Regions from separate parts of the Mus musculus genome. Here all the other regions are linked to region 1. The links are chromatin loops, found by intact Hi-C in ENCODE. Cell type or tissue: left cerebral cortex. All regions are shown on one strand.

Region 1 (4,000 bases):
TAAGACTGTAGTTTTCAAAGAGCTCAGTTAGTATTACTTCTTGTTTGAATTTTCCAGAAATTCATTACTGGTCTAGAACTGAATGTGAAAAGATTTGTTCCCACATATCAGTTGCTTAGCTGATACTTCTAATTCTGGGATGGTAACTATATCCTGAGCATGGCCTGAAGGATCTTTGAGAGCAGCGTACTGTGACACTGAGCAGAGACCTGAACTGCTGAAGAACTACTTTCTCACTGTATTTCAGAGTCATCAGTTTGGCGCTTTCTTATATACTATGCTGTTCTATAAAGATGTACTAAGTTCTTCACAAATATTTCTAGTGGCTTTTTCTTAAATAGAAAGTAGGTGGGATGCTTTGATTCCTATAGTTTTAATATTTCCTAGGAGATAATTAAAGCCAGATTAAAGGAGCAGAGAGTTCGAGGCACACATAAAACTTTGAATGTAGAGATCTTCAAGTACTGCAAATGGTAGCGTGTGTTAATTAACTAGAAATGGTTCCTCTTTTTCCCTTGAATACATTCAAGCCATACATCCTTGTTAAAGTGCTTTTTAAATGCTGTGCTGAAGCCTCAAAGTAAACATTTTACCTCTGACTCCTAAAAATGTTCCAGGCTGTGGGTGTAGCCCAGGAGAAAACACACCCTTAGCATGCACATACTCACACAAAAGGAAAAATAATTCAGGGTTTTGACTGTTGAAATTTTAGCCCTTAATCCATCTAAGTACAGTATAAGCCTAAATTTTGCTTATTTGCAACAGAGAACTGAGAGTCTCACGGAAGTTATCTACGCATTTAATAAATGACTACAGATTTGTTGAATGATGACACCCAAGCTTTTTGGCTAGATCATAATTCTGACTTCACCAGAGTTTTGTGTGACCTTCAATAAGCCACGGTGTTTTCTCAGAGAGCTTTATTTCGAAGAGACATTAACCCAGTCACAGGTCCGGAAAAGCTTCTCAGGGTGCGGAGCTCCTGAAGGCACAGGCATTTTTTTTTTTTTCCTTTTTAAAAAGCACTGTCCTTTGCATTTTAGAAACACAGTTCCTGATATAGAATAAACATTGGGAATTTATGAGAGTTATTAGGTAGGTTGCATTCTTGGCAGGCTACGACCTCTTTAATGTCTTTTCTGTGTTTTTTTGATTACTAGCATATAAAAGGGTGGCCCTGTTTACTCAGAGATACGTTTCCAAAGTATTTACTAGTATTTATCTGTGCTGGGAGGAATAATTGTCTTGAGGGCAGCTTTTCTACTCAGTCACCCGGCTGAGTCCTCAGGCTTGGGATCTGGTCCCCAGGCTACAGGGAAGAGTTCGGCACGGGAAGCTCATCTTCCGGCCCTCTGATTGGCCAGTTCGCACTCCACTCACTGGTTTTCCCGCTCTGATTGGCCCCGGCAGCACCCCTTCGGCCCGCGACTACTTTGTGTGCCCTGGCTGCGCGGCTGGGTCCTCCCGCCCAGCTCGCCCTCCCGGACGGTCTGTCGGAGGTAGCCCTTCGGCACTCGGCTCAGCATCGCGGGCGTCAGGATCCCCGAGTGCGAGCGGGTAGGAAGCATCCTAGGGAAAAGCCTCTCCTCTCCTGTACTCAATAAACTTCCGCCTCCGAAGGGCTGAGGCAGCAGCGGCTGCGAACGGCCGGGCTTCGAACTCGGGCTCTGCGGGGTTCTTTCTCTTCAGATGAAGACAGAGCCCGCAGGGTAGCCGGACCGCCCGGAGCCGAGGTGGCACTGTGTGCTGGTGCCTCAGCGGATGAGCAGCAGAGAGTACCCCGAAACTAGTACAGAGCCCTATTGAGCCCCAGCGGGGTGCGCCTCTGGGTGGTGGGCCAGGCCGGCCAGGGCGTGGGGAGCGCTGCTCCCCTCAGCCTCCGACCCTCAGGCGGCCTTCGCCTGTAGAGACCAAAGCCGGAGCCCGCGCGCGGCCGCTGTCCGGCTGGAACTCGGGTCCCGCCGTGGCCCGGTGGATGCTGCAGCTCCGCTGTCCACCCGCACAGAGAGGAAGGGGACGGGGCGGAGCCTGTGCACATGCCAGGGTCGCTGGAGGAGGCCGCGGCCGGCGCATGCGCGCCCTCCCCCAGCAGGCTGGGACGCCGAGGGGCGCGCGCCCCTCTCCGCGCGCGCACGCTCGCTCGCTCGCTCCCTCGCTCGCGCCGGCCGGCGGCTTCCCCGCCTGCGCTCCCGGTCGGAGCCACTCCGGCGCGTGCGCGCGTGGTCTCGGGCCGACCCGAGTGGCCGGGTTCTCTGGGCTCCAGGCCCCCGCCGCCCCCTCCCCGGCTCCCAGCCAACCCGTCCCTCCCTTTCCTCACGGAATGGGGCCGGCGCTGCTCGGGGTCGCGCGTCCTGGACCCGGCTCGCGCTCGGTCTCGCGCTGTCAGCCGCTGCCTGGCTCGCGCCGCCTTGCGCTTTCCCTCAGTCAGTGGCGCCGAAGGCTCCGTTAAGCGGCGGCCGCGGTTCCTGTTTCCGTTTCTTCCTCTCCCTTCAGTCGGGAGTAGCATCCTCCACCCCAGCACCCCTCCCACTCTCCCGCCGCGGCCAGCTGCAGCTGGAGGCAGCGGCGGCGGCGACGGGGGACGGCGCCGACCGCCTCGCTCCCGCCTCGGGTAAGGGGGCGTTAGGGAGCCGGGCCCCGCGCGCCGCGGACTCCAGGACGGGGCGGGCGCGGGCTCTGTGGAGCCTGGGCTCGGGGCGCTCCTTCGTCCTCCCGCCGATACCGGGCCTGTTGCTGCAACTGCTGCAGCCGTTGCTCAGCCAGCGGCCCCGGGAAAAGTGGGGAGGGAGCCTCCGGGACACCCCGGCGTAGCCTTGGCCCCTTGGGTGAGGGGCGCCGCGGCGTCGGGCATCCCAGGACCTATGGGATGGGGGCGGGGTGGGAGGTGTCCCTCAGCGAATCTCTGCATCTGCCGCTCCTTGCCCCCGCAGCCGGGTCCCCACGGTCAGACCGTGGGAAGGTGGGTTCCTTTGCTTTGCTTTGCTGTGTGGGCTTCTGGGGCTGGAAATCAGAGTGAACCTGCACAAAGATGCGTTCTGGCTAGTGGCTGAGGCAGGGTAGTTAATGGCCTGGGTGCCTCGGTATCCCCTCCCTTTGATCTGCGAATGACAAGCTGGAGGCTGTGGAGTGTCTCAACTTATTTGGGAAGGTTAAATGAGTCATATCAGCTCAGCGGAGGTCTGTCCTGCTGGAGTTGGGGTGGTTTGTCGGTAGCAGCACCTGTTCTCTGGATGTGGGCTTTGCAATCCTCAGAGACGTAATTCTTAAGTTAAATGGCACTGTCATGGTTAGGGTTTCGCACCCTGGTGAGCTTTTAGCGCTTTGCCTTAAACGTGGAGGCCTTGGAGAAAAGCAAAGAAAGTAGTGTTTTTCCTTGTGTCTAATTCTGCACGTTACTTTTAAGAAAACGCAAGAAGGTGAGCCCAGGAAAACCATATCCTCCCGTACCTCCCGTAGATCACTCCGAACTTAAAGGTTTCAGGGAACAAATGCAATGGAAGTTTTTATCAATTTAAGAGTTAAATTTATCACAAGTCACTGACTTAACTTTGCCTTTGCTCCGTAGAAACTCTTAAGAAGGTTTTATTTTAGTTGTCTTGTTCTTCCTGGGGTTAAGTGCTTATTTATTTTCTTGGTTAAAGTTCTGTGTAATATGCATACTTCTTTTAAAGGGTATATCATATATAAAGTATTTTAGGGGAGAAATTATATACTGAAGCAAAGAAGTAAGATGCTTCTTTTCTTTAAGGCAACATAGGAGTCTCTGACAATAGTACGCTCCTGTACATTGCTGTCCTTCTGATAAGAAGTCTTAATTATAAATACGACAGTATTTTAACACACATATATATAGCATTTGAAATTGCAGGCCGAGTGAAAATGTAGGGAACAAGAGACGACTAGGCTGTAAGCATATGAGGGTGGCTTGGAGGTTTGGGTTTTCAGTTTGCTGTTATAAATCGAGAATTCTGTTTGAGTTGAAGAGCTGAACAGCTGGAAT
Region 2 (4,000 bases), 540 kb after region 1:
TGGGGGTTACCCTATATATAGACTGGGGTCTCTCTCCTGTCACCATTTCTGGGTTTTGTTGCTTTGTTTAGGCTTGCAGCTTGCAGGTGGAAGGTGAGGAGAAGGGGGCTGGTGGAGCACCTCACTTCGTCATGTATATCTGCCGGAGAGATGAAGACTAAATGGCTTTACCTACTTAGAGTGGCAGTTTATTGCCTGTTTAGCTTACAAGACAGCAATCCCCTCCCTGAAGGGGAGGGCAGCATATAAATGCAATTTACGTCTCTGGCAACTACCTACAGCCTTCCCTTAATGAATCAGTCAGACCATCATGGGCCTCCAAATTGGGTCCTCTGATCCTTTCAGCTTCCAGGTTCTTGCTTTCAAAGTTTATGACTGAATTGGAGACTATTTACAGCAAATGAGACATTTCTGTGAGCCTGGGGGAAGGGGCTCTGATAAACCAATGGTAGAGAATGGCAGAAGATGTATCTAGATGGCATTGGGGACGTGGGGATGGGGGACGAGAGCAATGCCAGGGATCAAACATACTGGACACAAGCTCTCCCAGCCCAGCTATATACCCTGTCCCTCCCCAGCAGGGTTTTTAAAGGCATATTTACATTGTCTTGATCTGTGTCTGGAAAAGGCATGGAGACAGCAGCCACTATTGGACTTAACAAATTATTTGTGTCGACGATGAAGTCCAAACCTACAGTAAACATTGACTACATTTGACCTGTTTTAAGCACGAGGAATTAAGATGGATCTAGGTTTCTGTGTTAGTCAAGGTTGGGGCAGAGATCAAAGAGTATGCTCAAAAGAAATGGCTGAAGATAATTAATGCAGGGGCTGTTTCTAAGCAGTGTTAATGGAAGGCAAAAGGGGTTATGGAAACCCTCGCCCATCTGAAAATCTCTAACACTCCCAGGCATCTGTGGGGAAAAGGGCTGTGTATTCAGGTGGCCCAGTGCTTCCCTGATTCTGAAAGACAAAGGAGCCACACTCTCTCACCAAGCCTTCCTGAGCCAGCCACACAGCTAGGTGCAGAGGAAGGCTCAAAGTTTCTGAGTGGCAAGCAGGAAAAACCCACCCGTGAACACAGAGGCTTGTTCAGAATCGTACATTCATTTGGATCAATATATTTATGCTGATCTATGGGCTTCATTGTCAATGCTCCTCTGGTTCCATGATGCAGTTGAACCCACATCAACAATACTAAACAAGCCAACGAAACCAGCCCTGTTAGCTCAGTACACGGCGGCGCTGGCGAGGCTGGAAGGGAGCTGTACTGAAGCGAATTGTTTGGTAATTCCTGGACTTCCCTTCTGAAGTCAGCTGTGCCTCTGGCCACTGGCCTCTTTTTGCCCCACCCCTCATGCAAAAGGAGCCAGGATTTTGAATTATTGATGAAATCAGACTAAATTTGGGGATTACATGTCTCCATCCCGCCTGTTGTTTGTCCAGTAAATAGCATTTCCTCTGTAAAACTGGAGCTTTCATCTCAGGAGTGTGGACCAGACTTAAACAGACATGGAAGCTTCCCTTGGAGAAAACCTTCTGTGATGCTGGAGCGCTTTGATCTGCGCGCTCTCGGCTGCCATGAAAACACAGAGGCCGCCAGGACACTTTCCCCTTGGCCCGATTCACTTCCCACTGTGGAGTACACAGAGAAACAGACTTTGCTCCTGGTCTTTTTCCTGGCTCAGCTACAGCCTCTCTCACTGGAATTTACTAATTTCTGAGCAGTTAAAATGTTCTCTTTGGTGAGACAGAATCCTTCCGGGGCCCTAGTGGAGACTGGCAGACCTGCTCAGACAGCGCCCTCTGCTGGACACTTCTGGGATCGCGCGTGCCTGGAGGGCCGGGCCAGTTCTGACCTGTCAAGGTGGCAGTCACAGCTGGGTTGTTGAGACACCTGAAATGTGTGTGCGACCTTTTTTTTTTTTTTTTGCCTAGAACACCTCAGTCCTTAATAACCAAGATGCACAAAGAAACCATAGAATTGAGGAAGACACCCCCCCCCGATTTGTCATAATAGAGATTTCTAAACAATGTGCAAAAATCCCTAGGGTATATAAGACTAATAAATTGGACTATGTTAACACCAAGAACATCTTTATGGCTGAAAAAAAAAACATAAAAACTTAAGAGACAAAGGGGCAAAATGCTTTCAATATAGGATCAGTATCTAGAATATATAAAGAATCTCTTTAATAAAAAGAAATGAAAAAATCTAATAGGAAAATATTGCAAAGATACAAAATGCCAGTTCACAGACAAAGAAGTACAAATAGCCCATAAATACACAGCAAACGTACTCAGTTTCATGGTCAAGCAGGAAAATGGACTCCCAAACCCTAGAAAACATCTACAAAAGCTAAGCCAGCTTATTTCCATATTCTGCTGTCAGGGATACAAGCTTTGTAGAGTGACTTGACAGCAGCTACTAAAATGTGAAGTGACTTACATGGCCGCCTAAACGGAGCTGGCTAAGTACATCGGCTCATCCAAAAACACAGATACAGAGCAACGTCTTTGTTTGCTTAGTGCAGTGCAGGGCGTGAAACCAGGGGCTCTATGCAAGCCACACCACCAGGGGCTCTATGCAAGCCACACCACCACCGTGCCACTGAGCTATGCTCCCAGACACTTTTTTTTTTTAAGATTTATTTATTGATTATATGTAAGTACACTGTAGCTGCCTTCAGACACTCCAGAAGAGGGAGTCAGATCTCGTTACAGATGGCTGTGAGCCACCATGTGGTTGCTGGGATTTGAACTCTGGACTCTTCGGTAAGAGCAGTCGGGTGCTCTTACCCACTGAGCCATCTCACCAGCCCGCTCCCAGACACTTAAGGTAGACTTTAAAATAATGTATTATGTGTACTGACAGGTAAAGAACTCAGAAACTACTACTGACTGAGCAAAGACGATGAAGCCACGGAGTGACACATGCTATCATGACATATGTAAAAAGCCTAACCATACAACACAGTGTGTTTCTCTACAGGTAAGGTAACATACATGTTTAATGCATTGCAAAATGCATGAGGCTCATTTAACTGATAGGGAGAGCTACCTCTGGAATAAAAATGAGAATAGAAATGACAGATGTCTGTCTTCTCTGTAATGTTGATTTTTTAAAGAGGATGCCTTCATAGATTACTTGAAATGACTAAAAGCTACTTTTAAAAGAAGAAACTTTTTTGTTTATCCTATTAATGCACTCAGAATGGTCAGAGGGTCTTGCAGCTAAAAAGTAAAACAGGGCCTTAGGTGATCCATGGGAGGGGGAGGGGGTGTGAAGTAAAACACACCATGGTTGTCATGGAGATGGCTTCATTCACTAGCAATCACCCTGAACATCTAGCTACACATAATCTCCAATTACTAATTATCTCCCATTCAATGTCTTATTTGTAAGACTTGGTTCATAGACCCTATGGTAATAATCCTATTTAAGGTGGTTGGTGTACATGGACTATCTCATTTAAAAGTCCTTTGTGTCTCTCTTTCTCCTCCTTCTGTCCATACGAGGCCATTTAGGTTTAGAGATATTAAATAACTTTCCCAAAGACAATTAGCTGATGTGTGGGCTGGATTTTTCCTAACCAGAGAGCTTTCACATTAAGACACTTAAACTATATCACACAACTGTGAACAGCTCTGTAGTCTTTTTAATGTCCAAATATTCGCTTCCTGTCAGACACGCTCCTGGTTTCTCTGACTCTCATGCTGCATTCCTCGTCATCACATTGTAGCTGATTCATTTGTGAGCGGAATCAACCACAGGACCAGGTGCTGTTCCAACTCCAAGACGAGCAAGAAGCCCGATTCCAAGCGACGGCCGCAAGGTAACTTCAAACAAATTTTGGGGCCCAAGCAATTGACTAAAACCCAATAATAACGGTTGTTTTTAATTCTGTCGTCAAATTCAACTTGGTTCATGTTCCACATCTGAAAATGTTCCATCACAATGTGGAATGCATCCCGTGGATACAGCCTAATGTCATTGATG
Region 3 (4,000 bases), 190 kb before region 1:
CCCTCCACCCACACTTGCCCTGTGGAGTGTATAAGTTGTTTGTTCTGATGTCCTAGGCTCTACTTTCCAGAAACCCGAATCATCTTTTCCCTTGTAAGAACTGTGGTTCATGTGACCTTCCTATGTTGCTCTTTTGCGGTTGATTTTCTTTGAGTTCAAAGGCAAATCATGGTGTTGAAATGTGCTACATGCCATCCGCAGGAATGTTTTTTAAAGTTCTGCTTGTGCCATTTAACAGTGTGAACTCTCCTTCCTAGCCTTGAGTCATCTATGAATTTGCCCATAAAGTTTATTGGCTGTTTAAAAAAGGCCATCAATGACTGACCTGTAACCTCACCTCTCACTCTCCTCTCCCCGACTGCTCCGTGCTTACAGCCTCTTTGCGTCACTGGTGCAAGGGCCATGCTTTCAGCCCCAGGGTCTTGATGCTGTTGCTCTCTCCACTTGAAACCCTCCCCCAAAGGCTCCTCACATGAACTTCTCTTTGTGATACATCAAGACTCAGGCTGAAATGGAGCTCAGCGGGTAGCCCTGGTTTCCATCCCCAGCGCTGTATAAACTAGTTGAGACTGTGTATCCCTATAATCCTGAATCCAAGAGGTAGAGGCAGGAGGATTTGAAGTTCAAGGTCATTTTCAGGTGAATAGTGGATTTGAGACTAGCCTGGGCTACATGAGATCCTATCTCAGTCTATCTGCCAAACCTTCCAAAATGCTAGCTGCCTTAAAAGAAATATCTCAAAGACACCGCCACTACCACTGCTGTAGTACACATCCAAGACACAGGTGTTTTGCAGCAGGGTTAATTTGCATTTTATGTCTGTTTCCCTAATGAGAACAGCACGTGCAGGGCAATTGCAACATCATCCCTTTTCCCCCCATCACGATATCCCTAACACCTAGTCCAGCACCCAGCGCTCCGCAGAAACACATCTGACTCATCCTCTCTGCTCATGGGGGCACAGGATGCCAGGGCCTCTCCTCCACTCAAGGGCATCTTCCTACCAATTCTCTTCTTTCTCCTCTCTGTCCTTATCATCTCTTTCCCCTTTCCTGGGCCACCCCCACCAGCAGACAAACTGCTGTAATGTCTCCCCTCTAGCAAAGCGAAGGAAAACGAGGCACCTTTCTTTCTCTGCCCGTGAGTGACCTGGTTCATCTGGCCTACATGTTTTATATATGTGCCGTCTCCTGCCATGGAGCAGCTCCTCCAGGAGGAAAGACTCACTGACATCTGTTTGGTTGGTTGCTGTTCCCTTCACATCAAAACTTTCTGGCACCGAGCAAACAATAAAAAACGTGTCAAATGCGTGAGTCATTTTGTAGAGTAAATGAACAAAATAGCAAAGCCATCTTGAATTAAGACAAAAACATCAGCCTATGGCTTGAGCGATGTCTAAATAATATTTACCTGGAAGATGAACAAGATGGCTTTGTAGGGGTGTGTGATGGTTGCTTACCCTGTGGATTCATGAGGAAGAAGCTCTCCCGTCCTCCATGTATGCTCCACTGAACACGAAGAATTCAACAGGGTGGCTCGATGAGCAAGGATAACAGTGTTGATTTTAAAATGAGAAATTTGAAGCCCAGAGATGGTGTCCTCCTCAAACACAGCTGTCCTGCCTGCTAACAGCCTAGGGTACAACAACCCAGCTTTAAAATGTTGTTTCCTTCCTTTCTGGGCTTGGGCATGCAATAATAGTGTAGGCCAAGAGGTGGCGATGCCTCTTTCTCTCTGCAGGTCTACACTCTAGGCAGTACTGAAGGACACAGAGAGAAGAGGTTGGGAGCTGGCCTGGCCAGCCAGGAGCCTGTAGGAAGGAGAGGCAAGAAAACAGGGCTTTGCCTCAAAATACCTCATTCCTGTTGGCTGTGTCCCACGAGGAAAGCAGTCCTTGTTGAAAAAGCCACGTTTTGAAGGCTTCAGATGTGTGAGCAGCTACAAACCCCGATGGTTGGCAAGTCAACACTCAGGATTTTTATCTCAAATTCAAGGACTCTGAAAATCTAGGACAGCAACTTGGCAACCCGGCGCTAAAAGAACTTTTGTTCGATTTTCCCTAGGCTTGGGCAATAGCCTCTGAGAGCCAGGAGGGTTTTCTTCAAAATGCAGACTCTGCCTAGACAACATTTTACTGCAGAGTTACAACCTAGCCTTAGGTATCCACTAAACCAGTGGTTTTCAACCTTCATAACGCGGTGACCCTTTAGAACAGTTTCTCATGTTGTGGTGACCCCCAACCATCAAATTTTTTTTGTGGCTACTCCATAACTGTAATTTTGCTACTTTTATAAACCATAAGGTAAATATTTGTGCTTTCCTATGGTCTCAGGCCACCCCTGTAAAAGGGTCGTTTGACTCCCCAATTTGAGAACCGCTGTCCTAAATCCCAGATCTGTGTATAACTTTGTGGACAAGGGTTAGAGGTACTTGAGTGATTCTTCCTGGAGAGAAGCTTGTTTGTTTGTTTGTCTGTCTGGGGGCTCCAATGACTCAAAACACATCGGGGACCCAAGTTCTAGGGTGTGTGGGTGTGTGGCTTAGTGCTACAAATCTTGCCCAGTCTCTAGCGCAGAAAAGCAAAAGGAAGGAGGGAGGGCAGGCAGGCAGGCCATGCCTATCCCCCCCCCCCCAAGCATCACTAATTTCTCACTTCAGTCCCAAGTAGTTCCCCCGAGGCATTCCAGTTCTTCAGTTTTCATTAAGAAACCTCTTAGTCAGAGCCAATCAGATTGCAGAAAGTATCAGGTATTTGAATAGAGAGGGCATGAGGTATATCGGCAAGAATGAAGCTGTTAGCCCAGAAAGCATCAAAGAGCACTAGCGCTCTAAGATCTTGCAGATCTTAGTTGGAGAACTATAGGAAGCCTCAGCCCTTAAGGCTAGGCATAGGGATGGGTGAGGGATTATTAAAATGCAACTCCCATTCTCCGGGAAGCTGTGGCTGCTCTCTCTGAGCTGAAGAGGGGTTCATGGGACCAAGGTCTTCTTGGAACTGGGAACACTGTGAGGTGGATTCTGCAAGTCTGGGGAAAACTATAAAATGCTGCTACAGCTCTCACTGTAGGGCGAAGAAAAGAGGCTAAGGTGACCCTGGCAGGAGCAGAAATCCTGCAGGAAGCAGTCAGGATGGAACCAGGCCTTCCTTCCTCCGCCTGCCACATTCTTATCATGGAGAAGATGTCCCTCAGAGCCAGCTGGCAAAACCAAATTATGATTGGCAGAGTCTGGGCTCCAGTATCACACAGGCTGTGCTTGGAGCAGAGAGACCAGAGATTAAGACGGCCTCTCTAAACATTCTATTTACTGAAATATCCATGACTACGATCCAACCTCTCTGTGCGATTTATCACCGGGCAGACACTAACATAGCAAATGGATATTTAGTAGCGTTTGGTATTTCTGATGATAAGTAATAACAAACACCTTCCTCCGTGGTCTTGTAGCGCAGAGTGAATTTGATTTCTAATTTTAGATCAGATACTCTTCTAATTGAGTGGGGAGCAATGGAGACCACCTGACTACCCTAAAGGATGCTCCCAGCACTGGTCTGTTTAAAGAGTTGGTCTTAAGCTCTCCAGTGAAGTCTTTTAAGTCTCTGACTCAGAAGCAAGTTCACTCTCGTCCTGGACTCTAGAGTATCCCCTGATATTGGAAAGATGACTTCTCATCACGCCGAATAGACATGACTCAGCAAATACAATTTAAAACATTATTTTGGCTTCCCATCTTTTTCTTCTCCCTCATCTGCTCAAGGCAGTAAAAGCTGCTTCTCCCTCAGGAGGACTTGAGGGCAAGCACTCACCATCCTGTCCTTGCTGTGGTTTGAGCATTTTCTTCGAAGGCTTACGTGTTGGAGCTCCACCCTCTGAGTGGTGAATCTTTCAGAGGTAGGGCTTAGAGGGAAAATACAAGGCAGGTTCCTTCCCACATTCTGGCTTCCTGTCTCCTAAGCAATCTCTCCCTGGGGCACACACTCCATCATACTGTGCTGTAGCTA
Region 4 (4,000 bases), 330 kb after region 1:
CGGATTCTTTAGACACCTCTGCCCAGACCCAGCTAGGGCCCACCCAAGTAGGTAGGGGAAGGAGGGAGGGGGGGAAGGGCAGAATGGAGGCTGGCAGGGCGCAAGAGAGTGGGATTTCACTCAATGTGCAGGGCAGAATTCTGAATACTGTGAGCCCCAGGTGTCGCTTGTGTTGCCCTGTATACTCAGGTCTGGGACCCCGAATCCATTGAATAGCACATGCAGAAAGAGCCAGCACACTTTGACATGGTTCTAGCAACAACTTAATCTGCCTTTAAACTCCCGCTTTCCAGTGGCGAGAAGTCAGAACAGGTTGAGAGTTGGCTCCCCTCGCCCCATCTTGGGAACTTGGGGAAATGAGAAGCATGAGTGCCTGTTACTGTGTCTTTAAGTCTACGGTGGAGGAAACTTGTGGTCACTGCTTCTGTTACCTGTCAGGTCTTGGCTGAAGCCACATGTCGCTAGGCACTCTGTTTGTTCCTAACAGTCTGCAGGTGGTATTGTGGTGGAGAAGCCACTGATCCTGGGTGCTGTGTGTGAGGGAGTCCTCACCACTCACAGGTATGGTCAGCTCTTCCTCTCTGGTCTTAAGACTCCCACCGCTTTTTGAAACGAGCTCTTCCCTTCCAGTCTTCCCTGGGTGTCCTACTCTTCCAGGTGGGCAAGTGCTTTTTCCTGGGCACTTGCAACTTCTGGCTGTAGCTCCAAACTAAAGTGCCAAGAAAACTCTCCTGAGGTGAAGGATCCCAGATACCCCAAACAAAGACCTCTTGGGATAGGAAAGGGGCATGCACCTCTCATTTTCTCAGTCCCCTGAAGCCAAACTGAGGCAAATTATTTTCCCAGTCAGCAATTCAGGTTTGGTAGAGGTGGCTCCTTTTGTATCTACATAGTTCCATAGAAGCAAAGAAGCCCAGAGACGTGAGGTCAGTGGCCTGAGCACCTTTGCTGCTCTCATACCCTTTACTTCATCATCATCATCATCACTAATGCATGAACATGCATACACTAATGCATGTACACACACACACACACACACACACACACAGAGAGAGAGAGAGAGAGAGAGAGAGAGAGAGAGAAAGGGGAGGGATACTCCCCAGTATAGAACCATTGAGCTCTGTGTTGACCTGCTAAGCTGGTAGCGATAATTTATTTGAAAATAACTAAATCTTCCCTGCAAATCCATGTTGTCTGTACTTGTTCCTGCTCCTGTCACCACTATTATCAGAACTGCCAATCACATCAGAAATCAGGGAGGGACGTGCCAATTTAGGTCATTGCCCGCCTCTCCCTGGAGGACCATGTGAGTCCTCCCCATCTTTGCTAGGACTGGTCTCTAGAGGTCCCTGACTCGAAGTCCTGTCACTCCCTGGGGAGGATGGCTAGATCTCATCACGAGGACAAGCTTTCCTTTATTATCCTTCTCCAACTTTCTTTTCTAAATGTCATCCTAGCAATCATTAATCAGTGAATAAGAAGTTATAATTAATAGAGGCCCGGATCGTTCAAGTGGAAGATTATTCTTTTGAATTCTTGTATTTTTCTTGGAAGATGTCCTCGAGTTAATTATTTAGTATTTGGATTTTATTTTATTTTTTCGAGCTCCAGTCTTGTATCTGAAATGAACAAATTGATCACAGCCATGTGGGGGATGAGGGGATGATGTCTAAATGTTTGCAGGAGACTGGTGTGAGGAATCTAAGCAGGGCTGGGAGCTCTGCTGCTCCCTCTGCTGGTATTAAAGATTGGAAGCAAACAAGCCGCCAGCCTCAGAGCTGTCCAAGCCCTAGGAAAGCTCTGGGGTGCTCAGGGCACACCCAACAGAGACCAGAGCCTGCAGGTCAGATTTCAGGATGACTGGCTGAGAGTGGAGGACCCTGGTGAGCAAATTAGCAAGGAGAAGGTAGCACAGGGCTGGATTTGGTGGCTGCAGGGTCCCTGAGACCTGTCACCATTTCTTTCAGATGAAGCCATCTTATGTTTCCATGCATATTGGAAACACAGACCATTTCAAGTTCTACACTGAGCTAGAGGAAGACATTGTTCAAATGTGAGACGCAGGAGAGTGCAGATTTGAGACCATGCAGAGTCCTCGGATGGAAAGTTAAACGGGAAGAGTGAGTGGGAGTGTCTCCAGAGGTACTGGCCTTGCCTGTATCACGCAGACTGCCTCTCTCTTGCTGGTATAAGGATCATATTCCCAAGTACAGTTCATATTTATACCCCGATTCCCTTGTTGCACTCGCTGGTATCAGTTGTTTTTAAAGAGGACACCACTGTGTATTTTTCCCCTGGCTCAGCAACTTCCGGAGGAGTTCTGTTATGCCACCGCTCTCTGTGTGGTTCCGTTCATATCTTTTTGGCATTAGGTTACAATGCCTGGACCACATTCCTGCTGACCTCAGTTCACTGGTCTTGGGGATGCCCTGCGTCGACATCTGAAACGGCAGCAGGGCTCTATGAAGGGGAGGCTGGGCAGCTCCAGGGGAAGTCCTGAGCTATGCAGGGATGAGGATGAAGTGGCAATGCTGAAATCCCTGTTTGGGGGCCTGAAAGTCATTCATTTATTCACTACCCCACCAGACAATGACAGTTGTTTATCTGCCCCTGTAGGAGCAATACACTACAAGATGAGCCTATGCCTTTTAAGGACAAATATTTCATAGTTAGAGGTCTTTTCACATTGCGGTCAATTGCTGGCTAAAGTGGACTCGATTCTCTTCTTGTATCCGATTTTATTTTTATATTGTCTTTGCAGTTTCCTCCCCTTAGAGACGACTCTGCCCTTGAATGTCCGATGTTCTTCTGACCAGTAACAATGGCAGGAATAATGACACGCAGTTTGGCCATCAGTAACTGAGCACTTCAGGACCCAGCAGAAAGTCACCCTGTGTCGGAAGAACAGAGGTTACTTGGAGTAGTAGCCATCCTTCCCTGATGGTTACCTTCCTACCTGCTGTGCTCTAGTCAGTGTAAGTTCATCTACCCCCTCATCCCCTGCTGACCGAAGAGACACCAGTGAGGCCAGGTGAGAACAATTGTCTTAGTGACTCGTGGACATACCCCTCAACTGTACTCTTACAAGTCACTGTTTTAGGATAATTTCTAATATGGCAATATCACACACACACACCAATTGGGGAGGAAAAGCATGGCTATAACAAGGGCACCTTTACTGTATTTACCTTGTGCTTATGGTAGTGAGCACTTGGTGATGTTGGTCAGAGCAAGCAGAGGGAGGGGAATGGGGAGGCATTCCTGGTGTTGCCTAAAATGGAGCCCAGACTTGACTAGCTGGTTGGACACAGTGTTAAAGGAAATGAGAGGATGCTAATAAGACATACCCTTCTCAGGGATTCAGAGGAAAGAGAGACTACGTTGGGTGGCAATAAGGAAGGGGAGGCCACATAACAACAGGAGCTCTACTCTGGGCTCCAAGAAGGGAGGAGTCTGACTGTTTATCCCTCATAGCCTTGTCATTACCTCCTGTAATGTGAGAGGAACTTTTGCTACTGGGTCCTCTGTCCTGTGGGCAAGGGGGCAAGGGGATTCATACTTATATGATTTATTAGACCATCAAGCCTGCTGTGTGCCCTGGGTGTCAAGGAGCCAGGACATCACAGCCATTTCTATTGATCATGACTGGTTGGCTGTTCTGTGTACTGAAGCAGTAGGAGGGGACTCTCAAGGAACATCTGTATAGGCTCATACTACTGATATAGGCTGCCTCTAAACTGGACTTCGATTCTACTCTATAAAGAGTGGTCTTCAGGGGCACCTCTGTCAGTTTCAAATGGACGGCTTGCTAGACAAGTGGAGTCCTTGGTCCCCCGAGCCTCCTATTTAGGGATTAGGGGAATAAGAATCTGCCCATTTTGCAATCTCTCCTGATGGTGCTTCAAGGACTGGAAAACCCCTTTTTGAAGTATCCTGTCCTATGCCTGCAGGACCAGTAGGGGGCCTCATGTAGAGGCAGGCCCCATGGCCAGGGAGCAGG
Region 5 (4,000 bases), 990 kb after region 1:
TTCCTCTAAGATAAAGTGCTAATGTTTGAAACTGCTACTTTACTTCTAGTATCCAGAAAAGTTTCCTTGATACTCAATTTTAGAATGACTTTTGAGATTTTTCTATAGTGTAATAGTGCCATATACTGTAATATGGCAATTCCACTATTGATTCTAAAACTCCCAATGTATACTAGAAATTTTACAGTCTCAAATCTTATATAGACTTTCCTTATTAGTTCTCACTGTACTCATTAGTAACACCAGAGAGCTCTTTTACTTTTTCACTGTTGGGCGAATTTTACAGCTTCTCTTTGGCATAGCTGAATTGCTACTACTAAGCACTTGGTACTGGGACAACTGCCCTGATGACCAAGATAATGTTCAGTGACTAAGGGATGGCTGCTTCGGTTCGGTGTGCTGAACAGGGGAATGATTCTCAGTGCAGGCAGGACCAAATGGGATTACATGTGATTGTATTACACTAAGAATGGTGTGCATGCAAAACTTTGGAATGATTTACCTTGAGGAACTTTAACTTTCTTTATCCTTCAGAATACCACATGTATACAATGGAATATTATCATATATATACTTTCTAACTTGAAGTTTCTATTTAATATTTTTGGACCATGGATAATATGGAAATGGAAGTCACAGAAAGGAAAATTGTGGGAACTGGGGACAGTAAAGTTTTTCTTGTATACATTTTAATTGTTATAGCTTATGGAATCTGGGAGAGGAATATATGTATTGAATAACTGGAAAACAAGCATCTACAACTGACTAATAATTTCATTATTTTTCAGTAATCTTAGTACTAATATTTAGTAAAATGTAGTAATCCATGAAATCTTAAGACTTCATAGTCCCCCTACACAACTACCTTTTAATGAATTAATCAGAGACTTAGTTCAGTGGTAGAATTCTTGCTTAGTGTGTGTGAGGCTCAAAGTTCACGCCACAGTACAGAAAAGAAAATGAATTTCACCATTACTACTATTATAGATGCAGAAAGTCCTGTGTTCTGTTATTGATTTGTGAAAGTGCTAGTTATTTTCCCATAAAAAATTATAAACTATTCTAAGTTGGAGGGCATGCCCATTTAATCTATTAACCTTTAAAGTTTGAAGGAACCTGTTAGTGGGCAGGTTTAGAAGTTCTAAATACTAAGAAACTTTCCCAATCATATAGAATTTGCATGTACCACATAGACTATAATAGACTTGAAAGCTTATGATGTAATCAACAATTTTTATTTCATCTTTAGTTTGAGATAAGTGACACATTTGGGCATACTTTCTCAGCAATCTCCCTCTTTTTGAGACCAGTTAGAACTTGTTTTGCCACTAGGATCTTTGGTAGTAATTATGGGAGGTGAGTTCATGATCTGGCTTACAAATTTAATCCACTGCCAGAAATACTAGTATACATATCTTCAAAAACGAATTATTTTATCCTTTCTCAACTCCACCCATCATTTCCTTTGTCCTCTTATATAAAGGCACAATGTGAATCTTTAGTGAATAGAATGAGTAATGCTATGTTCTTACTGGAACAATACAAACCGCACATAACCATATAATTGAGATTTTAGACTAAGAGCAGATTATTAAACAGTTTTGATACTTTTTTTGTTGTTGTTTTGCTTTTAGGTTTTACTATGGTGAACAAATGAGAAAACATACACACACTTAAGCCAGAAAAGGATATTTAGCAAACCTACACAAAATAGAGGTGGCTAATAACACTTTATGAAAGACACAGAACTAAATGACCACATTTTCAGAGTAATTCCATATTCCAGAAACACTGAAACTTAAATGTCACAGCATCTAGGGGACGACAGAGAGAGAGAGAGAGAGAGAGAGAGAGAGAGAGAGAGAGAGAGAGAGAGGAATCTCCACTCCACGTGCCCTGCTGCAGACACATAAGCTCCGTCTACGACGTCTGTGGTAGGCTGTCACCGAGCGGGGCCAAAGCGAAGTCAGAGGGAGCATTGACTGCAGGTCACAGCTGGGGCGGCACAGGGTAACCTATCTCTGCCCGAGAGGGGACTCTCGTCACAGCGGCCACCGTTCTGCCACCCATGCCGCTTCCTTAAGCCACCTCTAGGTTCTCCGGTGCCTTCAGAGGAGGTGAGCCCACCTCGCTGCCGCACCTGGTCCGGAGTGGCTCCATCGCGGGCAGAGCCGGCCGGCCTGAGGCGGCGGAAAACTGACGAGGCTGCCGGCTCGGCGGGGGATTGCTTCTGTCTGGGGCCCGCCGAGGCTGCGTTCGTGCCTCGCGCGCACCCGCACCGCGTCCGCCCAGCCAATCCCGCGCTACTCGCGCGCCCAGGAACGTTCCTTGGGTCCCACTCTAGGCTGGGCCGGCTCCTTCCCGCTCCCGGCACTCCGCAGCCAAGCTCGCACTCCTCCCCTCACTCTCCACGAGTTGCACGCCTCGGGGTGTAGCTCCGCCCCTGTCCCCGAGTCCGCCCCCGCAACCTCCAGAGCGTGTGCTCCCTTTTCCCCCTCTCAGTCTCTTGCCATCCAGGCGTCTTGGGTCTCACTCCGCAGAGCCTCTGGGTCTCGCCGGCCTTGCCCCGCCGCCTCCGCGCTCTGTCTTCCGCGAGGCCGCCGCTACTCCCACCCCGGGATCGCTTCCTCCCGGCCGGACTCGGGGTCGCGCGGCCCGACTCCGCCCCCTCCGCGGACCCGCGCGCTCCTGGCGCGGCCTCTCCCCCCCACCCCACGCAGGCCACCGGGCGCTCGGCCCCCTCCTTCCCGCTCGCCTCGCGCTCCCCGGGCGCCCTCGCTCTCGCGCTCTCCAAGGCAAGCGCGCTCCCGGCCGGCGCGCTCCGGGCTCCGGCTTCTCCTGGCTCCTGTCAGTGCGGTGACTGCGCTGGGAAACATGGCGACCGAGGGAATGATCCTCACCAACCACGACCATCAAATCCGTGTCGGAGTCCTCACAGGTAACGGGGGGAGGAGGTCCGGGGGAGCCGCAACGGCTACTATCCGCGACTTGCTGGAGGTTTCTCGCCCGCGGTGGTGCTTCCCTGCGGCCTCGGGAAGAGGGCAGGCTGAGGAGGGGGACCGGGGGGTGTATTTTACAACCGCTGAGAGCTGCTGAGGATTCGGGTGTTCCCGTGTGCTCCCCGGGGGAGCTGGGGCAGGCACGGTGGGGTGTCAGGCCCCGGAGCCCTAGCAGCCAAAGTCTCTGGCCCCCGGGGACCGAGGGGCCGGTGCGGCGGGCGCTGCGGGGCTCCGCGCTGCCGGTGCGGGCGGCGGGATTCCTGCTCCGCAGTCTGAAGCACGCTGCTCGGGGTTGGCCGGGCGCCTCCTCCACTAAAGCTCTTCCGAGAGGGGGGAATCCCATCTCCACCCCCTTTTCTCCCCTCCCCCCCCACCCGGCGGCCCCATGGCACCTGCCTGACAGGACTCGGGGTTCGGCAGGCGAACTCTGCTCCGCCTCTGCTGCCCCTTCGCCGGCCGGCTGTCCCCTCTGCAGACGACGGGACACTCCTCACCTCCCCCGGGAGCCGGGTGCTAGGCTCTAGTCCGGACCCCGGAAAGTGCCTTCCTTCTGCCTTTCCTAGCACAGGGCCCTCCCTCTCTGTCTGCCTCTTCTCCTCCGCGAGGACCGGCTGCTTCCCGTGGCCGGGAGAGCCAGCCTTTTTTTTTTTTTTTTTTCCCTTGAGAAGGAAGGATTTCCCTCTGTCGGGTTCTTTTCTCCCCCTCCCTTTTGGGACACCCCCCCCCTCCCATTCTCACTCCCCGGTGGATGGTCCTGAGGCTGGTGAGGAGCGCACTTTTCCCGGGTCGCGTTTCCCTCCCTCGCGGAAGTCGTGTGTGCTCTGCATGTCTGATTCCGTTGCGTTGTATTTGGGTGATATCCCTGAGTTTGGAGATAGACAGTTGCTGCAGGGCACGACTTCCAAGATGAATTGCAAACCTATTTGTAGGGGTTTCGGCTGAGGTTCTGTAGTTGGCATGGTTCAAGTGTAATTGAACGGAGAAGCGGGGGTTAAAGAATT
Region 6 (4,000 bases), 220 kb before region 1:
TATATATATATATATATATATATACACACAGCTGTGGATTTACCATCCTTAGCCTTTCTGGGTTGAGGCACGTTCCATCCATGTATAATTTGTTGAGCTTTTCTCATGAAAAGAGGCTGACTTTTGTCTAATTATTTCCTCCATCTTTTGTGATGGTAATGGGACCCTTAGTTTCCCTCTGCTAATATGTTATTTATCACAGTGATTTGTTTATTAATGTTGAAGCACCCTTGCATTCAGCTTCACTTGGTCATGGTGAGTAATCCTTTTAATGTGTTATTGAATTTGATTCGGTAGCTGCTCTGTTGAGGATTTCTGCATGTATATCCCAAAAGGATATTGACCTGTAATTTATCTTGTGATACCCTTGTCTGGCTTTGGAATCAAAATAACGCTGGCCTCATTTAAAAAAAAAAGTTGGACATCCTCTCTGTATCAGTTAACTTGTCTTGTGACAAAACATCCAACGGCAGCAAATTAAAAATAGAGGGTCTATTTTAACCCAGAGTGTGAGAGCACAGTCTCTCCGGGAGAGGAAGGTATGGCCCAGCCGTCCCAGGGTGGGAAGCACACACAGCTGGGATCCTTCCCCTTCCCCTCATATCTTGGTAAAACAGGAAGCAGAGAGTAGACAGGAAGTGCGACTAGGTCCTAAAACTTACAAGGCCCACCCCTAGTGGCCCACTTCCTCCCGGGAGGCTTCCCTTCCACAAGGTTCTACAACCTTCCCAAACAGAGCCACTCATTGGGGTACAAGTGGTTAAACACGTGAGCATGTGGGAGATATTTTATGGTTAAATCATGGCTCCTTTTGGAGCATCCTGTAGTCTGTGACTGTCCTCATGGATGCTGACTGCACTAGTAACTGCTGAGTGGCCTTTAGCCTTTGGCATTCTAGATTTTTCCTTACTTTTACCCTCCTAACTAAGGATCATATGTTCTCTAAATCTTCATGAAGGACATAACATTTTCGGGTGCTTCATCTTTTCTACCATTCTTAAGCTGACTTTGACATATTTATAAAAAGATAAAGAGAGGGATATGTTCTATGGATGTGTGGTGAGGTATGGGGGGAAGGGGGTGCCTTGGCGGGCCCTTGCTGAGGCATCCCTTCCCCCTGAGGGACCAGACACATGAGGGTATAGTATAGAGTTTATTCAGGGTATAGGGAAGGCGGTTAAGGGGGTAGTAGAGGCAGAGAGAGAGAGAGAGAGAGAAAGAGGAGGAGGAGGAGGAGGAGGAGGAGGAGGAGGAGGAGGAGGAGGAATAGAGAAGTAGAGGCCAGCACGTGGAGAGAGAGTGGGAAGGGACAAGAGGACAGAGCAGGAGCAAGAAGTCAAGAACAAGAGAGGAGGGGAGTCAGGCACAGGCACACCTGGCTGTTGCCAGGTAACTGTGGGGTGGAGCTTAGACGGAATGCTAACAGGCTCTACTTGGCTGGCCACAGCAGTAGCAAAACTGAGGTATTTCCCAAGGACTCTGGCTACCTACTCCCTGACTTACAAATTTCTTTCTTTCTTTCTTTCTTTCTTTCTTTCTTTCTTTCTTTCTTTCTTTCTTTCTTTCTTTCTTTCTTTCTCTCTCTCTCTCTCTCTCTCTCTCTCTCTCTCTCTCTCTCTCTCTCAAGATTTATTTATTTTATGTCTATGAGTACACTGTAGTTGTCTTCAGACACACCAGAAGAGTGTATCAGATCCCATCACTGATGGTTGTGAGCCACCATGTGGTCGCTGGGAATGGAACTCAGGACCTCTGGAAGAGCAGTCAGTGCTCTTAACCGCTGAGCCATCCACACACACACACACACACACACACACACACACACACACACACACCCCGCGGCTTACTAGTTTCTGATTCACACTGGTGGTCAGCCGGCCAGAGTGGCATTGAGAGGGAACCAGGGAGGCAGCCGGATTATCCCCACCTGGTTTGCCTCACCTACATCCTGTGAAGAGGCAAACCCAGCTCCCTACTGAGCACTTTAGAGAGTGCTCCTCACAGTGTTAAAAATCACCCGTGCCACAGAGCACGCAATTTAAAAACAAAAGATAGAAAGCAGTGGAGTGGCCAGGAAGGGCAGTTTTTTAAAATCAGCAATAAAATGCCAGTTTGAGGCTCACCCCCAGGTCCGGAAGATCACCTGGCCCATTGGCGCTCTGTCAGCAGGAAGTGCAGGAAGTGATGTTCCTTCAGCTGTTAGCTCCCAAAGCTAGTGAGCCAACCACCTTCCTTCAGATTCCCTCCAAGTCTTTATGACTCAGCCCCAGGCCAGTGCCAACTTGCTTATTTTCTTCCTGTGCCTGGTTCTTGGCAGCTTGTAGGAGACTGTGGTGTCTGACAGGGGCAGAGCAGCTGGCCTGCTCTAAGCATTCAGTCCTGGGGCCAGCGTAGCAGCCAGAGAGAGCGCTACTGCTCAGCCTTCACTGTAGTGGGCGACAAAATGATACTGTTGATCAAGCTAGTAGCCCAGTGATGATGGTGCCGAGAGCTAATCTCCACAGAGGCTTCTGTGAAGGGAGGGTGTTGTCTCTCGGCTAAGGTTTTGCCAGTCTTGGAAGACACGTTTAGAATTAGAGAGGAGAAACGGAAACTAACCATGCCACTGGGCGGGAAGAGGACAGCATCATGCTTACTTAAGTCGTTTTGGGTTGATGGAAGAAAATAATCTCTTGTAACAGAGATGGCCTCACTGTTGATAGATTTGCCTCAAGACTGAGCTAAGAACTAGGGTTTGAGAGAGGCTGAGCTGTCATTTCTAGCCCCTTCCTCACCTGCATGACCTCGGTCAAGTCGTTTCTCTGTGCTTCAGTTTTCCTTGCTGGTAAAATGAATGGAGCTGGCCTCAGTACTTTCCCTTTCATAGTACACAGTAGATCTCTGTCTGTCTGTGTGTCTGTTTATCTCTCTCTCTTTCCTTTCTGTAGTCCTTCCCCTACCTCCAAAGTGCTAGGATTAGAGGGATGAACGACCACACTTCGAAGGCTGACTTGGAGATCTTCCTGCCCCAGGCTCCTAAGGGCTGAACTGACAGATACTCACTACCAAGCCTGTTTACATAATAACTTTCTTTTTCAGAGAGCCTCACCCATGCCTGGAAGACAGGTATCAGCTGTCTCTAGCTGACAGATCCTGCGAAGATCACTCAGAAAAGAGCCATTTCCTGGGCTGGTGAGATGGTTGGTTCATCAGGAAAGGTACTCATTGGCAAACCTAATGACCTGAGTGTGATTCCTAGGTCCCACGTGGTGGAAGGAAAAACCCGACTCCTGCAAGTTGTCCTCTGACCTTCATACCTGTGCTGTGCAATGCACTTGTACATCCATGTATACACTCACAAACATACATACATACACACACACACACTGAAAGAAGGAACAGAAAGGTAGAAACTAGGTAGAAGAACCATTTTCTGGTCACAGCAGGTTTCTCTCCTGCGGCTACAGCCCCGTGGCAGCTTTAGGGAGTAGGGATGTCGGGGAGGTGGGGAGAAGCAGCATCCTTGGGCTCAAACACACATTTATTAATCATAAGCTTCCCTACTCATTGTGTTGGTGGTTTGCCGTTTGGTTGTTTTCCATGTGGTCCTAATGCAACCACATCCTGGCATTTCCAGAGCACTGCCCCACAGGAAGAGCTGGCCCTGTCTCACCTGGGCAGCCATGAGATCTCAGTTCCAGCTTCACAATGCTCCACTCTCTCGCCCTCCCGAGCATCCTCCTGCTGCATTCATTTCTCCCCAGCCCCTGGTTTATTCAGCTGTGTTCTTCTCTGCTCCACAGGCGATCTGTCACGGGAGCCCATCACAGCCCGATTGGAGTGCACTTTATCTTTTCCTCTGCCCTGTCTGCTGAGCAAACATGCACATTTGGCATTTCAGCCCTGGAAATTCTCAGACTCTCATTGCTCTTGCCCCAGATGGAAACTTCAGTGTCTTTGCAGAAAAATTCCACATTCTCCTGCAACCTAAACCCAGCTCTTTACTGAATCCTTAGGATAT
Region 7 (4,000 bases), 430 kb after region 1:
GACATCTAACTGGGAGCACCCTGTAGAACCTCAGTTGGACTTTTTGCTCGCTTCTTCCCACTTGGATGCTCTTCTCTTCTTGAGTTATCAAGCTCCTTACACTCCAAGACCCAGATGTTTTCTCTCAATTGAAAATTACCCAGCTTATTAATTCAACAGAGAACCCAGGAGAGCCCCCTTCCTGCTGGCCTCCCCAGCCTCACTCCTTACACAGAGACTAGCTCAGCTTTTCTTTGAGTAGCACTTATGCAGATCAAACAGTCAAGTGATGACACAGCATTTTGCCGCTTCTCTCTCAAAGACGCGTATTGAACAATTATGTGCGTGGGAGAGGCGCCAATAACGGAGCACCTACTCTCCTGCCAAGCTTCATAGCTGTTGTCCCCTATTCAGCTTCCTGAGAGGCCCACAGACTTGAGTTTGTGAAATGATTTGCCTAAAGCCATACAGGTACTTTGTAATAGAACCCCCTCGTCGTTCTGTTGAGGTAAAAAGCACACTCTTACCTTAAAGGAAACAAGGGGCAGTTTATTCTGGAGCTATTTTGAGGGGCCATGAGAACACAGATTTAGGTTAGCTCCAAATTCTATGTCCTAACGTGGAAGCGGTTTCATGAAGTTTTATAGTTTTACTGAGCAAAGAAAGTGGGTATAACCAGAGAGGTGATTGGTGACTCGCTTTTCTGTAGGTTTGAGATGTTCTCTGATGGCATCGGTAGCTTTTGGGTTGGTGGAAGCTAATGGTTTGCTAAGTTAGTAGATTCCAAAAGATTTTTAATCTATTAACCAAAAGATGCTAGTTCTGACACAATAAAAGGGCAAGGAATGATGGATCCAGAGGGCTAGAACTAGCCTCAGAGAAGGTAATTAGCCCCCCACCCCCACCCCCAACCTGACCTGTCACACTGCAGTCTCTGTACAGTACTGAAATTCTAACCAGTCAGCCAGTCTCTGCAGACACAGCTTCTTCTCAGGAGTTTCCGTTCTCAGTTCTTATCCCATTGTTATGGAACCCGACTTTGGTGTGTATGCATGTGGTGTGCAGAGGACGATGTCAGGTGTCTGACTTTTACTCCCTTGAGATAGGGCCTCTCACTGAATCTGGAATTAGGTGTGGCAGCCAGTAAACCCCACTGATCTCCGGTCTCTGTTCCCTATAGCACTGGGGTTACATGTGACAATACAACCTCTCCTGGCTTTTTACCTGGGTTCTGGGGATTCAAACGGGTTCTCCTGCTTGTGCAGTAAGCGCTATGAGCAGTTAATTCACCCCACCCCACCCCCGCCCCCAGCCCTGGAATTTGATTTTGAAGCCTATTTTTGTCCTTCTGGCTATGTGAAGGTGCCAGTGGCTCCTCGTCATCTTGTGAATTGGAGCCCACTACAACACTCTGTCCACAGGCTGAGAGTAACCACTGAGGGTCTCTGAATGCCAAGTGACAAGTGGGATCCCTGACAGCATGGTGACAGCAACCTAACAGCTTCCAGGATAGCTCGAGGCGGGTCTACTCTTCTTTTCTCCAGTCCTTACACATCACTCTGCCAACAAGAGCCAGAATAAAGGATGCTTTTTAACTACTTAAAGAGTTGAGAGGAGGCTTGGGACTCTCACCAGCCTTTCCAAAGAGAATAGGAGGGACCAGTTCAGCTTTCTGCACACGCAGGTCTAAGTCTCCAAGCTGCTCACATGCGCCCTCTGCAGGGCTCTGACAGCCTTGCGGAAGGAAGCTCGGCTGTGGGCCGCAGTGCTTCAAGAGCCCCCTCAGAGGATTTGTACCCCAGTCTGGCTCCTTGGTCTCTTTTCTCTCAGGAATTTCCCAGGTCTTGGATCTCCAGACGCTGAAACTCCTGGTCTCCTAGGCTGGAGGAGGTCTGCTAGCAGGAGTGAAATGCTCTCATACCTTCGAGGTCTTGTGTTTTGACCTTGACAGGGTTTACTGACTTGGATAATCAAAAATTAGATGTCCAAAGTTCAGAGTACCCAGTGCCTTTTTTTCTGTGCATGATGCCACTGTCTCTGTTTGTACAATTTGAGCTCCAGATTGTGATGTTATAAACGGGGGTGGGGGGTGGGGGGAAGGTAGGTCTCCTCTCTTTGCTTTCCCTTCCTGTCTGCAGCTGCACGAACCCCAAAACCTCTTCTTACACACACACACACACACACACACACACACACACACACACACAGAGAGAGAGAGAGAGAGAGAGAGAGAGAGTTGTTTTAGTCAGCAGCACAACTCCAGGAAGGAGGAGATAAATCAATGTTTGCTTAAGGAGTTAAAAAAAACAAAAAACTCCCCCTGGAAAAAACAAAATGTGATTTTTAAACTATCAAAGCAGGCTTTAGGAATCACAGAGGAAACTAAACCCTGGAAGCTGGTGAGTGGTACTGGGTACCACCAGACTCCCTGGGCTGTGATTAATCACCAGGTGCCATCTCTCTCCACCTGGCTCCCGCTTCCCTGCTATCCCTGGTTGGTCACCTCATCTTCTTCTGTCCCTGTGGGATCCCTGATCAGCCCACAGAGAAACAATTGAGGCCTAATGTTAAGATAAGATATACCCCCCACCACCACCACGTACACACACACACACTAGCTCTAATTTTAATTTTGACTTCAGCTCCTCATCATTGCTGTTTCTGTCTAAGATGTGACTGTGTCCCTGCTGTGCTGGCAACAATAAGCATCAACATCCCAAGAGACTTCTGGGATTTAACAGTGCTTTGTTTTGTTTTTGTGTCTATAGACAATGTCTCACTATGTAGCCCAGGCTGGCCTGGATCTCAATATCGTACTGTATCCATTTCATCAGTGCTGGGATTAAAGGTGCATTCAACAGCATCTGGCTTTAAGCACAGCTTCTTGCTATTGCAATCTAATTTTTAAAATGTCATGAGAGCCAGCAGCCTTCCTACGTAGACCTGGGCTTCCAACATGGTGTCAGTCTTGAAGCTTCCCTCTGATCAGACCTTCTAAGAGCAAAGAGCTAAATTTAGAAGTAAATAAAATAGAAGAGAAAAGAGGAAAAAATATCTATCCAAACAGGACATGTGACGAGGTGATTTTAAAAAGAGAGAAACCTTCTTCCACTGAGAAAACTTCCCAAATTGCATGTTTTATAGGACAAGAGCAGAAGCAGGCTCAGAATTAGGAGTTCTTATTGAAATTTTAAAATGAATACACATAAACGAATATGTATATATGAATTTCATATATGATTGGAACATAAACACATTCTAAAACATAAATATAGACTCAAAGAATACTCATAAACAAAACACACTCTCATAGCCATCACTCAAACCAGGAAACAGAATGTAAATGACACAGGACACACCAGGAGTCCTTTAGCCATGGCAGCCATTGCTCTTATTGACCAAGTTTGAGCTTTGTGGCTTTGTGGGAGAATAATCCCATAGCATGGACTCCTTTGTGCCTGCCTTCTTTTGTTTAACATTCTATTGGTAAGAGCAAGTATGGTTTATTCATTTTTCATTATTGTGCAGTATTCAACTGCCTGACTATATCATTGTGTAGCTAGTCTACCACTGATGGACTTTTGGGCAGCTTCTAGTCTGGTTCTTGTGAATAATGGTATTCTCAACAATGTAGTTTAGTCTTTGAATTCACATGGAGGCAGATCTAGTAGTGCTGTTATAGGGTCATGGAAACACACACACACACACACACACACACACACACACACACACCACACACCACTTGAGGTACTGACAAATTGTGACCAAAATAAATGAATTTAGACTTCTGGTAACCCCACACCCAGTAGTATCAACAGTCTGTGATCAGATAGGGGTAGGACACTTCGTGTTTGTCATTTAATCATCATTTCTCTGATATGCCAACATTAAATACTTATTTCTAAACTTGTATACTGTTTAGATAGTCTGTCATGGGATGTGTCTGTTCAAGCATTTTACCTGTCTCTCTATGGCTTTCTGTGATTCTCTTATTGACTTTGGGGCTTATGTGTCTGTAGAA

The links. Hi-C counts contacts between places; a loop is a spot of excess contacts. Peaks named below come from ENCODE experiments on the same cell type or tissue, not always from the same donor. Only the 100,000 strongest peaks of a DNase experiment are listed, where the experiment ranks them.
Region 2: it touches region 1 in a loop (2.6-fold over the local background); 16 of 42 quality-filtered maps call a loop at or near these places.
Region 3: a loop joins it to region 1, with 4 times the contacts of the local background. A loop is called at or near these places in 20 of 42 quality-filtered maps.
Region 4: it touches region 1 in a loop (10-fold over the local background); 22 of 42 quality-filtered maps call a loop at or near these places.
Region 5: a loop joins it to region 1, with 4 times the contacts of the local background. A loop is called at or near these places in 4 of 42 quality-filtered maps.
Region 6: a loop joins it to region 1, with 6 times the contacts of the local background. A loop is called at or near these places in 7 of 42 quality-filtered maps.
Region 7: a loop joins it to region 1, with 8 times the contacts of the local background. A loop is called at or near these places in 25 of 42 quality-filtered maps.

Annotation. Positions count from the first base shown.
Region 1 is chr12:77,236,643-77,240,642 of GRCm38, forward strand. It overlaps Fut8 (fucosyltransferase 8), which reads left to right and starts at 1,462. Exons shown (of 12, transcript NM_016893.5): 1 at 1,462-1,557. 9530018F02Rik (a long non-coding RNA gene) reads right to left here and starts at 2,584. Exons shown (of 1, transcript XR_003950200.1): 1 at 1-2,584. In left cerebral cortex, a CTCF peak has its summit at 2,413; DNase peaks (open chromatin) are centred at 1,392, 2,125, 2,373, 3,093 and 1 more place; H3K4me3 peaks cover 3,120 bases; H3K27ac peaks cover 2,724 bases.
Region 2 is chr12:77,779,772-77,783,771 of GRCm38, forward strand. It overlaps Gm35440 (a long non-coding RNA gene), which reads left to right. Exons shown (of 4, transcript XR_381711.3): 2 at 2,876-2,992; 3 at 3,744-3,836. Among named protein-coding and RNA genes, the nearest start is that of Gm35488, 31 kb to the right of the region's middle. In left cerebral cortex, a CTCF peak has its summit at 1,793 (motif pointing left); a DNase peak (open chromatin) is centred at 1,769; H3K4me3 peaks cover 305 bases; H3K27ac peaks cover 409 bases.
Region 3 is chr12:77,051,214-77,055,213 of GRCm38, forward strand. Gm35189 (a long non-coding RNA gene) reads right to left here and starts at 3,864. Exons shown (of 5, transcript XR_872836.1): 1 at 3,806-3,864. In left cerebral cortex, a CTCF peak has its summit at 1,712 (motif pointing right); a DNase peak (open chromatin) is centred at 1,841; H3K27ac peaks cover 492 bases.
Region 4 is chr12:77,566,737-77,570,736 of GRCm38, forward strand. It overlaps Gm35240 (a long non-coding RNA gene), which reads left to right. Exons shown (of 4, transcript XR_381707.3): 2 at 2,762-2,975. Among named protein-coding and RNA genes, the nearest start is that of Gm35240, 15 kb to the left of the region's middle. In left cerebral cortex, CTCF peaks have their summits at 1,729 (motif pointing left) and 3,939 (motif pointing right); a DNase peak (open chromatin) is centred at 1,716.
Region 5 is chr12:78,223,904-78,227,903 of GRCm38, forward strand. It overlaps Gphn (gephyrin), which reads left to right and starts at 2,752. Exons shown (of 23, transcript NM_145965.2): 1 at 2,752-2,938. The coding sequence starts at 2,875. In left cerebral cortex, a CTCF peak has its summit at 2,104; DNase peaks (open chromatin) are centred at 2,368, 2,772, 3,455 and 3,880; H3K4me3 peaks cover 2,515 bases; H3K27ac peaks cover 2,148 bases.
Region 6 is chr12:77,017,957-77,021,956 of GRCm38, forward strand. It overlaps Gm35041 (a long non-coding RNA gene), which reads left to right. Exons shown (of 3, transcript XR_381701.1): 2 at 3,079-3,197; 3 at 3,783-4,000. Among named protein-coding and RNA genes, the nearest start is that of Gm35189, 35 kb to the right of the region's middle. In left cerebral cortex, a CTCF peak has its summit at 2,401; a DNase peak (open chromatin) is centred at 2,298; H3K4me3 peaks cover 197 bases; H3K27ac peaks cover 264 bases.
Region 7 is chr12:77,666,320-77,670,319 of GRCm38, forward strand. No RefSeq gene overlaps it. Among named protein-coding and RNA genes, the nearest start is that of Gm35440, 82 kb to the right of the region's middle. In left cerebral cortex, a CTCF peak has its summit at 1,694 (motif pointing left); DNase peaks (open chromatin) are centred at 206 and 1,686.